Linked DNA regions of Homo sapiens: region 2 is linked to region 1. The links are chromatin loops, found by intact Hi-C in ENCODE. Cell type or tissue: chondrocyte. All regions are shown on one strand.

Region 1 (8,000 bases):
AGTGTCTTCTATGTCTAAGGGAAAAATGGTTGCAACAGCTTTGGTAAGAAATACTACTGAAATTAAATCTGTTAAAAATGAAGTAAAAATGTAAGAACATAAAAACACAGAAACTATATTGAGATACTAGAAAAAACCAGTGTGATGTTTTTTGGACATCAAACTTGGACAATAGGTGCTGTAGGCTCTGCTGCTCACTTGGGAAGTAAAAAACTCTAGGCCTCAATTTTCCAACTATAGAAGATGACAGGTTAGTTTGTCTCTCTCTCTCTCTCTCTCAAGTCCCACTTCCAAAACCTACACTATCCACATATTCTCTTTCTTCCTTAGTAAAAAATCCTTGACTTTCCGCAGAATACATGGCTGAGTGGAATAAAGACTACATTTGCAACTAGGCATGACCATGTGATAAAATTTTAGTGAAAGCATTGTGTGTTAGCATCCAGGTAAATCTTAAAAAAAAAAAAAATGTGCACACCTTTTACCTCTTTTTATCTGCATTCCAGACATTATGCTGCCAGGGATGACTGAAACACTAGCACCCATCTTGGAAATGAAGTTTTATCTTGTGTAAGCAACCATTATTTTAGGTTTTTGTTTTGTTTTGAAACAGAGTATTACTCTGTTGCCCAGGCTGTGGGGCGGTGGCTCAATCTCGGCTCACTGCAACCTCTGCCTCCCAGGTTCAAGGGATGCTGGTGTCTCAGCCTCCATGTAGCTGAGATTACAGGTGTGCAGAGTTTTTCTGTAACTTGAAAACAAACTTAACCGTAGATGATACAAAACCACATTGTTACACTATGTTACCTTGAGATTAGTCAGTTACTCAACAATAAATTAGTAAATGAAAAATAAAATACTAGAAGGAAGGGAAAAATCACATAGAATTTCTACCATTTTCCTCCCAATTTCTAAGAGTGAGAGAATGGAATTTAATGTTTTGTCATTGCTGTTTTTCCTTAACGGGGTAGTTACCATTTTTAGTATAGGTAGTGTAATTCCATACATTAATTATTCCCTCATTCTTTCATTTAGCAAATATGTATTAAGCATCCACTATGTGCTATGTACTGAAGTGCCTGCATAAGATAGAAAAGATCCCTACATTAATACAGTTTACGTTCTAGTGGGAAGGTGAAAGGTAGCAGATATTTATTGAGGGGAAAAACACACAACAACTACCTATTGTTCCACTGAAGAGACCTACTCATCATCTAAAATATAAATCAACTATAATTAAGTTCTTCCTTTAAAATGAAGGCTCTGAAAAAGAACCAGAACAATTTAACATTTGTTAAAATTAGATCAACTGCTTCTATGAACCTTTATTTGTGAAGTGAGTGTTTTATTCACGTTTCAGTCCTCTATAGGAAAAAAATTCTTGGTTATTTCATGTTCTCAACAAGTTGAAATTTATTTTTACAGAATGAAATTCAACAAGGAATTGACTAATACACAAAATGAGTTTTGGAAGAAATTTAATCAAGGAACTGAAAAGCTAATATAACCTACAGGAACACAGATAATCTTCTGGTCATATAAAGAAATTATTGATCAGTCAACAAAAGGAACTAAAAATTTTGGTGTCTAAATAAAACACAGAAAGCCAGATTATTAAAAGGCCAGAGAAATGCCTAAATCTGCCCAAATATCAATGACAAGAGATCTGTATTAAAAATTAATATTTAAGAATAATTGGTTGTAGATCTGGAGATTAACATAAATAGGCATGAGATGACGGATACGTGCTAAATGAACTAAGTACAACATGCACTGGAGCTAGATTTCAAATCTAGCTAGAAGACATAACACAATGAAAAACAGTATATAAGCTGCACTAGTAAAGAAAAGCAAGTCCCCTAAGGGTAAAAGAACAAGTCGACTACAACTAATGTTTTTGTTATGCACTGATGCATACTGACTTAAAAAATAATGGTTCTGGTAATCTCCCCAACAGATCTCTACAGATCAAAAGAGTTACTATATACTTAACTTTCCATGAAAGGTGGTTTAGGAACTTCAAGTGTGAATCTCTTGAATGAGATATTTCACAGAGTGACTTATGTAATGGAAAGCCATAGTGAAACACTGCAATAGAAACTATCTGTAGCAAAATATGCATATATAAGCTATGATACACTCTTGATACAAAATATGCATATACAAGCTATGATACACTCTTGATACAAAATATGCATATATAAGCTATGATACACTCCTGATACAATCAGCACATATCCCAAAATTAATTTGGCATAATTTAGGAAGAGAAAAATGTAAAATATACTGTAAATATTATATATTTATGATAAAGTATGATTATTCAAGTACAAGTGCTTTCAACATCTACAGTATATTAAAGTGTGTTAATACTATGGGATTAAAAAATTAATCTATGATGGGGTATCCTTCAAATTAACACATCTGATTCCCAAAGGATTCAAAATGGTTATTACATATATTAAGATTTCATTGTGCCAATATGCCTTTATACCCAACTGTTGACTAAACCAATAACCTTCATAATCTGCTGGTTATTGAGTATTTTTTATAGAACTGAATTGACGGTTGAATTGAAAGAAGCCCAAGCATTATATAAAAGTATACATGTCACAAAACCTGGTGATATTACCTGTCAATGTTTGATCTCAACAGAAGATCAAGGACAGCGATTTTCTCTGAAAATGGGTCTTAAACAACAGAGACTAAGTCTATTTAATAAATAGAAAACAGGTTCTTAATCTAGAGTCCAAGATTTAGTACAGGGAACCCAACAACATCCTGAAGCTTTATGTACAATTCTGAGTATTGGCTTTCATCAGATTTTTGAAGGAGTATGGGATCTAAAGACAGAATTAGTACACCTAGGAGTGTGACAGTCTTGTTAGCAGAACAACTTCATAAGACCTTAAGTTACTCAACAGCAAATACCTGAATAATAGTAACTTCACTGCCACAGAGTTACACACTAGATTTTCCTCCTCCTAAGGATGTTTCAAAAAAAACAAAAACCCTCAAAGGTGCCACCAAAACCCAAGAAATGTTGTTTCTAGAAACTATATGGGATTTTTACATCGCAGTTAAGACTACAGGAAAATCATGAGACAGTTTCGGCATTAAAGAGAGAAGAGAATGACACATATTCCTCCCGATATCACTTTATAAAACCTCCCATTCCAAGCCCCAATAACAAACTAAGTAGAACATCTCAGATATACTCTCTCAGAATCTTAAGGGTGAAATCCAAATGCCACTCCCCCCCGAGAGAGGCAGCAAACAAGTTTCTCCCAATTCCAACAAAGTGGGTAAACCTAAGGCCTACAATTAGAAATGAAAGATTCTGCCCATCTGCTAAAATAAGGAGGGGCTTGTCAGTCTTGTCTGATGGAACTGGAGGGGAGCGTGACAAGAGAGGTTGCACAGGATAGGCCCAGATCTTACTCAAGAACTGTAGCCCTACCAGATTGGTGTGGGTATGAGAAAGCAACTCAGCAGCAGAGGTAGGTAACAAAGGTAGGACCTGAACCTCCTAGTGAGGAGCTACGTGGCATTAAGCAAACAGTGCTTCGTCTCCCTCACACCCAGCTTCCGCCCAAACCATTTTCCCCTTTGGTTACCAGTTGCTCCAGATGCCGTAGAGTAGTTCCACAAAAGCGAAAGAGAGGTTCAGGCACAGGAAGAAAAACAGGTTCCGGGAAGTCTTGTCGGACAGTATAGACCTGGGAATGATACACGTGGAAAAGAGCCGGGAGAGTTAAGGAGGTGCCGGGACCCCGAGGCTGGGTACCCTCTTCAAGACCCTCCCAGTTCACATGCTCCTTTCTTCACAGCTAGGGGTTGACGGGGAGTTTTTGACTCTCCCTCACTGGACCTCGGGCCATCCTGAGGTCTGGGCCTTCTCCCTTTCTGCCGGACACCCCCTCCCCGCAAACACAGCACCCCGCACCTAAACCAGCCCGAGATCTTGCCGAACAAATTGAACTTGGGTGGTTTGTATTCATCGTCTTTGATGGACAGGGGCAACATCTTCTCTGCCCGGCGAAGGGCCGGGTCTACTCCCCTCTAGAAGTGGCTCCGTGGGGTGATGGCAGTGACAGTAGTGACGCCTCAAACGGGAATCCCCAGCGCTTGTCCGGGGCCGCGCGCCGCTGCGAGACACAGACAGACACAGACACACACCCGGGAATTCGCTTACTTCCGGCCCGGGCCGCGCAACGCGTCCTGGGACAGGAAAGGAGGGAGGCCGGTCGCGGGCGGGGCCTGCGCGGCGGAGGGCGTGGCTTGCGGCGGGGGCGGGATGAGAAAGGTGCTGGAGCTGTTGGAGGGACGCCAGGAGGTGGCAACTACCAGGGGGTGTGAGGGGCTGACCTGGGATGGAATCCTGCCACCCGGACTCAGGAAGAAAATCCTGAGGTGGCGACCTGCAGACTGGGCTGGGAGATGGAGAGCCCGCTCACGCCCACCCGACCGCCTACCACCAGTGTTCCCGGATGCATGGGCTCCAGCGCCTGCCCTTTCGCCATTTCCTCCCAACTGGCATTAAATCCTGGTGTGGTAGATATCAGTGATTAAGAGTCTAGGCAGCCACGTGTTCTATTGCCGCCAGTCCGCAGGAAACGCAAGTGATCGTTTTGCTGCGTTAACTCTATGGGCGCCCAAATCTTAGGAATCCATTCCACGCCACCCCGAAAACAGCGCTTGACCCTTCTGGACTGCCACGCAGGAGGCGATCAATGTTTTTCTTTCTTTATTTTTTTAAGAGACAAGGTCTCGCCCTGTCACCTAGGCTGGAGCACAATGAGGCTCACTACAGCCTGGAACTCCCGGACGCAAGTGATCCTCCTCAGCCTCCGGAGTAGCTGAGACCTCAGGCGTGCGCCACCATGCCTGGCATCAATCAATGTCTTTCAAAATAAAGGCTGTTAAACGTAGTATAGGAAAGAAGCTTTTTAATGGTAGGTTCTACCAGACGTGTTTGTTTGATTTTTAGGTTTGGTTAATGCATTGTTTCCCGTACAATCTCAACCCGCGGAAACCCCGAAACTCTAGAATTCGTGCCGGTCTCTTTCGCTTCCAGGTCATCCCCGGGGCAACGGCCGCCGCTCTAATTCTTGTCAGAACCTCCAGGCCAGTTTCAGCAACGTGCAGGCAGAAGCTGGCCCCTCGGTGGGATGCGAGGGCGTGTGGAGCGCGGGGAGGAGAGCCCCACAGGCCTTTCCTGGGCACCCGCGGTGGATGGGAAGGCTCCTTCGGGCGCCTTTCAGGGAAGTTGTTTGGCTGAGGGAAGGTGGTCCGTCACGTGAATGTTTAAAAGTTGTTACCTTGGAGAAGAAATGGAGGAAAGGATTGGCTTTCGGAGGTGGGCTGGAAACTACAAAACCGAGCTTCCTGGGAATGCCTTTTAGGCCGACAGGAAGTGGAGCGTCACCGAAAGGGAGGGGCGGCCACTCGGGGACTGTCCCTTGCTCCAGGCGCTCACTTTGCGGGCGGCACTTTTTCCAGGTTGTTAATCCAGCTAATGGAGAAGGATAGATGCACGCTACTTGGTTTAGAAAAAAAAACAAAAATGAGCAAACGAGACGCCCCTTCCGTTTTATGATAACTAAGCTGCAGGGAAATAAATCGGCTGGCCCTACTGCAATCTACTGCACTCGAGGTAAGGAGACACAGCAAAATGCTCCAGTATTAGTATTTTTCTTTTTGTAGTGAGGATATATGCATGTTTTGCTCTCGTTCTGAGAACTTTGTGTGTGTGTATGGAGTATTCGGTGGTTTTATTTTTGAAAATATGTACTTATTCTACAATTTTGAAAAATGTTAATTAAAACTGCTGTGTAAAAACAGCTAGGTTTCAGAAGTAAGTTCTGGGAAGAGTATTTTGTATTTGCCTTTGTTAGCGTATATTTCATTCTTTTAATTTAAGTGTAGAAATATTTAAAATTAGTAGCATTTACTCTTTTTTTGGAAGGAAGTTTTTGTATTAGCAGTAGACCTTGAATTTTACTCTACTGCACTGCTGAGGAAAAATTAATTGGGTGCAAACTAGATAGTTTAAAGATAAATAATTCTATGGTAATTGGATTTTTCTCCAAAACGCCCTTATTCAATATGATTTAACTTGGGAGAAGGCGGGAGAAGTAATAGAAATAATTAAATTTCAGCAACTGATTTCCAGCATAATCCTAACTCATCAAGGTCAGCTGCATTTTGAACTTTTTTGTATTCTGCCTTTGAAAATAAGTCCTATATTTTATACTGTATTGCTACAAATCAGAAATCGCTTAAGTGGTTTATGGAGAAACCTACATTACCTCTTTTCAAATAGTTTTGAAATGGGTACGAGAAATTGAAGTTTAATTTCAGTTACATCAGTTTCCAGAGACTCCCAAATTCCCCCACTCCCCATCCCCCAAGATATATGATAGGTATTCCCATGAGGACCTTCTCCTTTCAAAAAGTGATGGTGATGTCTTCACATCTTTCAGTCTTAAAGAGCATAATGACCAAATTTAAAACTAAAGGCATTTTATTTGCAATATAAAAGTGTAGGTGGACACTATTTAAATCAGGAAAAGTTCTATGAGTGAAAAACGTCAGGCTGTGCCTCACTTCTTTTGTCATTGTCAAATAATGTTTGTCCCATATATGTTAACCTATCTTTGTTGTCATATCAAATTTGTTTCTTTCATTCATTCAACAGTCATTTAATGAATGTCTTCTATGTGCCAGGCTCTGTGCTGGGTGCTGGGGATACAAAGCCAGATAAATAAAAAGTTCCTTCCCTGGAGGAATTTTATGGAAAAGAGTAGTTATGAAGAAAGGGGGGGGTTGTGACAGGCAAATCAGTCTCGTCTTTTAGAACTCTGTGATGTTTAAAATTTACACAAGGGATGCCCTTGGAGCAGTGTGAAGGGACAGCTGTCACTCAGTAAGTCTTTCCATAAATACTAAGCCATTCCTTTTGCCCTTTCAATATGTCGTATTGGAAAATCAAAAATGATTCTTCAACTCTGTTCAAATGGTATCTTGCAAGTCACCAATCAGAATTCTTAATTCCTTTGTATGTTACAAGATTAAATCGGTTTATAAGATCATAAAATACATATACTATTGAACATTTTTAAACTAAAAAATGGATTTCTACCCTGAACTTTTAAATATGTTTTTATATCTCTCCTACCAACTAATTGCATTAGGTTAGCTATGCAGACTCTATGGGTGGAAAAACCCCAGCTGCTCAGACGTGTGACTGAGGATTCTGAGAAATGAAAGCAGAGAGAATTAAGGGGCAGAAGCTCATTTCAGTCATGGTTTCAGCTCCTTTTGGGCAATGGTCAGCAAGGAATAGGAAAGATGCTATCTGTCATTCCTCAGTAATCAACCCTGGCATTTATCTGCAACCCTGTTTGACCCTTTTAGATGCTTCAAATTGAGCGCCCTGGGAACTGCTGGTTAAAAAAGGAGTTGTAAAGGTACATAAGAATACAAATTCATATAAATCTAGAAACTGGATACAAGTGCAAATTGCTGACATGTTCAAATGTTTTGCTCCATGGCATACATCCTCTGGTTTCAAATGTGTAACATTAGATAGTTGGGATCGTGTGCATTTATTTTGCTTCTGGATCCTTATATTAGGGTTCTCTGGAGGGACAGAACTAGGATAGTTCTGGTAGGATAGATGCGTATATGAAAATGAGTTTATTAAAAAGAACTGACTCAAACAATCACAATGTGAAGTCCTACAATAGGCCATCTGCAAGTTGAGGAGCAACAAAGCCAGTAGTGGCTCAATCAGAGTCCCAAAACCTCAAAGGTAGGGAAGCCGACACTGCCGCCTTCAGTCTGTGGCCAAAGACCTGAGAGCCCCTGACAAACCACTGGTGTAAGTCTAAGAGTCTAACAGTCAAAGAACTTGGAGCCTGATGTTCGAGGGCAAGAAGCATCCAGTACAGGAGAAAGATGAAGCCCAAATACTCAGCAAGTCAGCTTCTCCCACC
Region 2 (8,000 bases), 860 kb after region 1:
TGCTCTGCTTATCCAGGGATATGCATTTCATTTTCAAATGATATATCAATTTTACTTTTTTCAGGTACTTCCGACCATGCAATTCAGATATGCCTTACTTTCTATCAAATCTTTAAAGTCATTTTACCACAAACTTCTGAAAGAACTATACATTTTCCACTGTCAGAGATGTAGTTCCACAATTGTATGGCCAAAACAATAAAGATCATATTTTAAGATGAGCATTTTAAAAGATAAGGAAAATTCAATTTGAATACTGTAAATAACTCTTTAGCTCTTAGCCTCTAACAGGAATGCTTAAAAACAAGTGGTAATGCTTTAATAAAACAAAACAGAATTCTAGTATTTGAAAATGTCAGAAGGTATTTTTATTTCAGCTGTCTTAAATACCTACACTGAATGTTACATACATGAAAACCTGTAACTAAAAACTTCTTTTTTTTTTTTTTTGAGACAGTTTCACTCCATCACCCAGGCTGGAATGCAGTGGCGTGATCTAGGCTCACTGCAATCTTGGCCTCCCAGGTTCAAGTGATTCTCGTGCCTCGGCCTCCCGGGTAGCTGGGATTACAGGCACATACCACCACACCTAGCTCATTTTTGTAATTTTGGTAAAGATGGGGTTTCACCATGTTGGCCAGGCTAGTCTCAGACTCCTGGCCTCAAGTGATCTGCCCACACTGGCCTCCCAAAGTGCTGGGATTACAGGCGTGAGCCACTGCCCCTGGCCTAAAAACTATTTCTATATATGGATGCTTTAAAAGCAAATTCACTAATATGGTTACTTTCATCAGTGAAGTAGTATACAGTATATGATTAAATATTTACTGAATATAATATGTGGAACTTATTCTTTAGTTACTTATGCTGTTTTCAAACAGAACAATTGCTCTTAAACTTTTGGGAAGTATGGACCTTTTGGGACTCTTCCAAGAAACATGTATAGCCAAAAGAAAATTTTGCAAACAACTTCAGGGTGAACAGACCCAGGTTAAAAACACCTAATATAAAATCACACACCTTAATGTAATTTATCTTAATTGTGTCTACTCACATAGGTAGCCTACTTGTTAGCTTTATCCTGGCCTGTTTTTCATTCAGCTGAATGAAATACAATTCAATGAAATACAATTTCAATAAAAAAATCAGTAACTTACGATTAATCTGGCTCATTTAGAAGGATTTATTTCTTCAGCCGTTGAAAACTACAAATCTGCTCTAATCTGCTCTAATTTTCAGAAAAATCATTAACAACTCTTACTAGTTTTGTTTATAAATATTTAAACTGGCCAAATAGGCTTACATATATGTCATTAGCAGGACAACGGGAAAGAATTTTATTAACATTGTTGAAAAGAAGAAATCAGAAGGGGGATCAAATCAGTACCATTGACCAGGTATGTGAAATACTGTTCACGACTGTCATGTACCGACCATAGAGCCTCAGACATCTCACTGAATGAATCTACCCATTGGCGGAACTTTATAAAAACTCTGAAACTCTGAGGTCAACAGCAATAGCACTGAAATATTCTATGATACGATGAATTAAAAAACACACAACAACAGAGTATCAAATGGCAATTTTTTCCCCTTTCTTAAAAAATGTTCAGTCTGGGCACGGTGGCTCACACCTGTAATCCCTGCACTTTGGGAGGCCAAGGTGGGTGAATCATGAGGTCAGGAGTTCAAGACCAGCCTGACCAATATGGTGAAACTTTGTCTCTACTGAAAATATAAAAAATTAGCCAGGCATGGTGGCACGTGCCTGTAGTCCCAGCTACTCGGGAGGCTGAGGCAGGAGAATCACTTGAACCCAGGAGGCGGTGGTTACAGTGAGCCGAGATCCTGCCACTGCACTCCTCCAGCCTGGGCAACAGAGTGAGACTCCATCTCAAACAAACAAACAAAAAAAGTTCATAATAGTAGTCTGAACTATTGTAAGTAGAGAGGTAGATAAGCAACTACCATTTTACAATCATTTCTATGACTGCAATAGTTATACTTTTTAAATTTAAAGCTGGGATGGATTAAAATACAAATAATGCAAAATATTCCCCTGATATTTATTGAAATATATCCTCTGATTACGTATAAGAATAAACAAAATTACAATAAAAATTCATCTAGGAATGTGCTAGTACAAAATAGAAGTGTTTTTATCACTTTAAAATTCACATACTAGGCCCTGTGGGATCCAAACATACAAAACAAAGCCCCTTTTCTAAAGGAGTGCCCAGTGCTCTTAGAATAGAGAATGAAATATTAAGTGTATAAAGATGAGAAATGATAATAGCCCCCATGTTCACAGCCCTCAAGAAAAGTCTTCATTTGTTCTATGTGAAACCTATTGCTGGTGCAAACATTTTATTTTGTGTCCCAAAGCAGGCTAAGAATTAATTACAACCTTAATAATAGGACAAGAAAGTTTAAAAACGATCTTTTCCAAAACTCACAGGATTTGGAAAGAAAGCATCTGCTGTAAAGCAAATCAAACAAAACCCCAAAGAAAGGTAATAAAACTGAACTTTCCAAGGAAAAGGAAGCTGTGTTTCTTAATCAGTTTCATTCTTACATTTTGTAAAAAATACTGATCTTAAATATCACTTGGTCTTACAAAATACAATCTTTCATTGCCACTATTTTGTAGATTTTATGAAGAATGTAAAATATTGTCTCTTTCTAAAGGTAGACAAAGGCAACAGTATTTTTCTCCCCACATAGTTCTTACCTACTTGGTCAAAAGAGCTATGACTCTTCATAACCGATCTAATCAAAGTAATGTTTTAATTAATCAAGTTCAATAAAAAGAACTTGAGGAATTTGTTTCTTTTTTTCAATAAATGTCAAAGCTATAACATATAATAAACGTTAAACTAAAAATATATTCCAAAGTCATTACATATGTCTCAAGTTTTCTAAACTTTGGCATATTGACTGGGCCGTGTTCTGAAATGTCATAAAATTTTGTCACGTTTTTCAACTGAATTCAGCAAATCCTCAATGGTGGCCTACTTACACATTTACTACTGTGCTAGCAGTTGATCGCGGCTCCAATAAGATATAAACAGAAATGGAATTAATGGTACAATTTCTGCACACTTCAGGTAAGTGAAACATATATATCACCTTTCCATTCTATTTCAGAACGCGGTATCAGCGGATGCAACAAAGACCACACAGTGTAGCAACGGAGAAATGTTAGCATAAAACAGTTTTGTTTTGTTTTGTTTTTCAATTAAAAATCCTACGTCCCCAGCTGGTTAACTACACACTGCATAAAGTTTACTGTGATGACAACTGTTTCTAAAAAGCAAACCTTTCTTCCCTTCAAAGTGTCCTCCTCCGATCCTTAGGCCATGACTGATTCTAATACTTTTGATCTTAAGACACACAGTGATGACTTTTCTTTGAAAACTAGCAGGTTCGAATGTAGGCCCCAGGTGTCTGCCGTCATGCTTCCGACTCCGGGAAGTGAGGGAAGCCCATCTCCGGTCAGGGTTTACTGTAAGCAGCCCAGAGCCGGAGCACCGACGCAGAGAGACGTGGAAACAGAAAGCGAACGTACTACGGGGCCGCAGCGGGATCCCCGCGCCAGACGCCACCCCGTTAGCAACATATGGGAGAGCAGGGATGGTTCCCAGCCCCTTGACAAGCGCGGCGACGGCTCCGCGGGGCCTGGCGGCGAAGGCGAGGCGAGGCTGCGGCGACGAGGGGCGCGGCGGGCGGGCCGCCGGGGGAGCCCCGCACATTCCTCCCCGCGGCGGAGGCGCACGTGGGGTTCGAGGCCGCAGGGCCTGCAGAGGCGGCCAGAGCAGAGGGCGGCAGGTGCGGGAAAGAAAGAGGACGGGCCCCGGAGGCCGCAAGCCCGAGCAGCGGAGGACGATTCCCGGAGCGGCGGCATGCGGGTCCGCGACCCCGAGGCACCGGCAGCTCGGACAGGGTGGGGGAAGGGAGGGAGGCACCGGGACGCCTAGAGACGGCAGTGTGGGGGTCTGAAGGAGAGACCGGATGGGGGCCCCGAGGGACGCTCGCCGGCGCGGAACTCAGCTCACCGTGCCTCCGTCCTTAATGATGATCTTCTTGGCCAGCATGATACTGCGGTTCGCGGCCCGTTTCTTCTTCTTCCCCTGGGTCATTTTACCATCCTCGATTCCTGGCGCTGCTGCAGCCACTCCCGGGGCGGCAGGCCCCAGCAGCTAGTGCCGTCCCACCACTACTGCCGGGCCGAGCCGCTCTGGGCGCCCGCCGCCATCTTGAGGGCCCGGCCTGCCTCCGGCGGCGCGTCACAATCGTGCGATCAGCCGACGAGCGGGCCCCGCCCCTCCCGCGTGATACCGCCCCGCCCGCTCGCCGCCAGCCCACTCTACAGTAGCCGCGCGGCCAGGGTAACCGCGGGCTCGCGTGGGTGCTGCTGGCTACCTGTACAACTTCGTGCTCCGGCGTCACCAGCTAGCTAAATCCTCGCAACGGTTCTGGGCGATAGGGGCCGTTTTTGTCCCCCTTCTTCAGCAGATGAGGGAATTTGTTTCAAAAAGTTGTTACCTGCTCACGGAAACAGACGTCCTAAGCTATTAACACAATCTCCAGCTGTGTTCTAACCAAGACAGGAACCGAAGGGAACAGTAAAAAATCATTTTCCGTAAGTAATGGGTAACTTAAGAGATAATGTAGTGTTTCAGAAACAGTCTTGTCCTTTTGGTGTTCAGGGACCCCCGCTAGAACTCAGCTGGCTCACGCTTGTTTACCTCCCTAGACCCAGGACCTTTTTTATTCCCTGCCAAAAAAAATACCTTACCTGACCGATGTCACCCTTTGTGGCCCTCTACGTTTTTACTGTATTGTTTAAAAATAAATTTGATGGGAACATTGCTAGAAAGGGCAATTTACACAAGTGGAAGTGGACTTTAAAGTATCACAATGTTAAAATTAGATATTGATAACTACCGTGTTGTATAATAGAATATCCTTTTCCTTAAGAGAAAAACACGAGGGATAGGGATACACCGCATGCTCCCTACTCTCAGATGGTTAGGGAGTAACATGTATGTGTATGTATATGTAGGTGGGGAAAAGAGAGGGACAAAGCAAAATGGCGAATGTTTAAAAGTACTGAAACTAGGTATGGTAGTTCTAAGATATGTTCACAGATTCAATGATATTCCTCCCTGGAAGAGGTGGACTCTAATTCCCCTCCCCTTGAGTGTAGACTAGGCTTAGTGACTCTTGATAGATCAAAACAGAAGTGACAGTATTGACTTCAGAGGCTAGGTCATAAAAGGCACTGCATCTTCCTTTGCGGGTCTCTTTTTCATTCATTTTGGGGCTTGGAGCCTGGGGAAGCCTGCTTCCGTGTTTTCAGGACACTCAAGCAGCCTATGGAGAGATCCAGTTGTCCAGGAACTGTTTGTAGCCTCCTACCAAATGCCACGGAGTGAGTCACTTTGGAAGTAGATCCTCCAACCTTGGTCAAGCCTTTGGCTGACTACAACTTCATGAGAGACCCAGAGGTAGGACCACCTAGCTTAGCCACTCCTGGAATCCTGACTCAGAAACAGTGTAAGATGAAAAGTACTTGGTGTAAGCCACTAAGCTTTGGGGTTATTTGTTACACAGCTATAAATAACTAATATATAGGGTAAAAGGAAAAACAGTAAATGAATGTATGAGTTCTTTGTACTGTTTTTGCAACTTTTCTGTAAGTTTGAAATTATTTCCAAATAAAATGTTAAAAAGTAAATTTGATTGAATTTCCTTTTCCTTGTATTTTCATACTGACTAAAAATGGAAAAAAAAACTAATTTCCATGGAAGGGAGAAGAAAAGCAATTTATAGCCTGATAGATACTTCTAATTATATTTTCCAATCAATAAGTATATTCATTATACTTGTTTTGAAACATATATTCTCATTTTGAAACTTTTTTTATTATTTATTTTTTGAGACAGAGTTTTGCTCTTGTTGCCCAGGCTGCAGTGCAATAGTGCCAACTTGGCTCACTGCAACTTCCAGCTCCCAGGTTCAAGTGATTCTCCTGCCTCAGCCTCCCGAGTAGCTGGGATTACAGGTCCCCACTACCATGCCTGGCTAATTTTTTTTGTATTTTTAGTAGAGATGGAATTTCACCGTGTTGGCCAGGCTTGAACTCCTTACCTGAGGTGATGTTCCCGCCCCAGCCTCCCAAAGTGCTGGGATTACAGGTGTGAGCCACCATGCGTGGCCTATTATTATTTTCTGAGGCAGGGTCTCACTCTGTCACCCAGGCTGGAGTGCAGTGGTGCCATCATGGCCTCCTGCAGCCTCTTCCGAAACGATCCTTCTGCCTCAGCGTCTCAAGTATCTGGGACTACAAATGCACACCACCATGCCTGGCTAATTTTAATTTTTCTTTTGTAAAGACAGAGTCTGGTTATGTTGACCAGGCTGGTTTCAAACCTGGCCTCAAGAGATACTCAGTTCTACCAAAGTGCTGGGATTACAGGTTTGAGCCACCGCGCCTCGCCTGCAACTTTTTAGTTGACACCCAACTTGAAGTTCTTTAGAGAAAGTAATATGATAGATTTCATAATTCAATTCCCAGGAGCTTGTTTTGAATGGAAGTAGAGGGCTGATAATTTATTGTGTGGTTACTTTGATTTTCATAGTCCCTCAAAATCATACTTCATCTAGCTATACCAATTTTATCAGCCTTATGAACTGGTTATTGTTCAGTCATTCAAAAAATATTTACTGGGTGCTTGTGTTGTCAGTGTTTTATTAGATGCCAGGGATACATCAATAAATGAGACACTATCTGCACAGAGCTTACATTCTAGTGGGGGACACAGTTACAAAACAAAAGGAAGGTAATTGCAGATTGCAGTAAATACTGTTGGAAATAATGTAGTAAGAGAAATTTAACACATACTAAATGTCCAGAATGTCCCAGGCTTTGTGCTAGAAAGGCTGCAATGATAAACAAGAGAGAACAGTCCTGTTCTAATAGGCCTATTGTGTATGAACTTGTCGCTTTGTATGTGATTTGGGTTGTGAATACAGCTGGCCCTCAGTATCCTGTGGATTCAACTATCCTCAGAATAAAAATATTTTTTAAATCCCACAAAACAACAAAAATACAAGTAAAAAATACAGTATGACTACACAGCATTACATTGTATTAAGTACTATAAATAATCTAGAGATGATGTATGGGGAGGATGATAACCAAATACTATGCCATTTTATGTAAGGGACTTTAGCATCCACTGATTTGGATATCCACGGAAGTCCCACAACCAATTCCCACTCCCCTCCTCATATGGAGGGATGACCGTATTCACAAACTTTGCGCTAAGAGACTGATATCTCAGTTAGGGTTTTTTGGTTAGGATCAACAGAAACTAACACTGGCTAACAAACTAGTACTCGCTAACGTAAGCAAAAGGGAATTATTTGGAAGGATATTGGAAGTTTTGAAAATTAATGAGAAGGCCAAGAATCAGGCTTAGAAACAAGCAGAAACCAATGTTTGGAAAGTTCATGAAAACAGTTCATGAGGCACCTTGAAAGGGAGTGGGATTCCTTGGAAAGAAAGGCAAGTGGCCAAAAGTAAAAGATTCCTAAAGAAACAAGATTGTATCACAGAATCCAAATCCCACCCCCACCATGCACAATTTATTAAAGAAACTGCACTTCACCATGCTAACAGAAGAGGGTCCTCTTTAACTAAAAACTGAGTAAGTCACCCACATCCCTTCTACCCTCCATTCTATAGAGCCACCTGTTATTGCTGATTGAAGAAGATCCTACACATTTAATCATGAATAGAAAAGCCACCAAAAATCCATACAAGGCTATTATAAAAAACAGAAAATGAAAACTTTTCAATCAATAGAAAATACTACCCTCTAGACAATATGAAGCAGAGGCAAATAATATACAACACTCCAACATGAATATCATTAATTGCACATATAAAAGAACACAGCAAATAAAAATTTTTAAACTCAATAGTAAGATGT

What was found. Peaks named below come from ENCODE experiments on the same cell type or tissue, not always from the same donor. Only the 100,000 strongest peaks of a DNase experiment are listed, where the experiment ranks them.
Region 2: it touches region 1 in a loop (5-fold over the local background); 19 of 110 quality-filtered maps call a loop at or near these places.

What each region holds. Positions count from the first base shown.
Region 1 is chr1:100,892,289-100,900,288 of GRCh38, reverse strand. It overlaps EXTL2 (exostosin like glycosyltransferase 2), which reads left to right and starts at 5,447. Exons shown (of 5, transcript NM_001033025.3): 1 at 5,447-5,656. SLC30A7 (solute carrier family 30 member 7) reads right to left here and starts at 4,199. Exons shown (of 11, transcript NM_133496.5): 1 at 3,947-4,199; 2 at 3,618-3,719. The coding sequence starts at 4,026. RefSeq lists enhancers at 3,695-3,854, 3,905-4,154, 4,705-4,774, 4,669-5,391, 5,392-6,115. In chondrocyte, no CTCF peak of the experiment used is centred here; DNase peaks (open chromatin) are centred at 4,248, 5,158 and 5,438.
Region 2 is chr1:100,034,372-100,042,371 of GRCh38, reverse strand. It overlaps SLC35A3 (solute carrier family 35 member A3), which reads right to left. Exons shown (of 8, transcript NM_012243.3): 8 at 6,738-8,000. SLC71A1 (solute carrier family 71 member 1) reads right to left here and starts at 4,277. Exons shown (of 12, transcript NM_033055.3): 1 at 4,056-4,277. The coding sequence starts at 4,139. LOC124904230 (a long non-coding RNA gene) reads left to right here and starts at 4,364. Exons shown (of 7, transcript XR_007066251.1): 1 at 4,364-4,642. RefSeq lists silencers at 3,651-3,840, 4,301-4,480 and enhancers at 3,961-4,240, 4,203-4,805. In chondrocyte, a CTCF peak has its summit at 7,693; DNase peaks (open chromatin) are centred at 3,601, 3,861 and 4,321.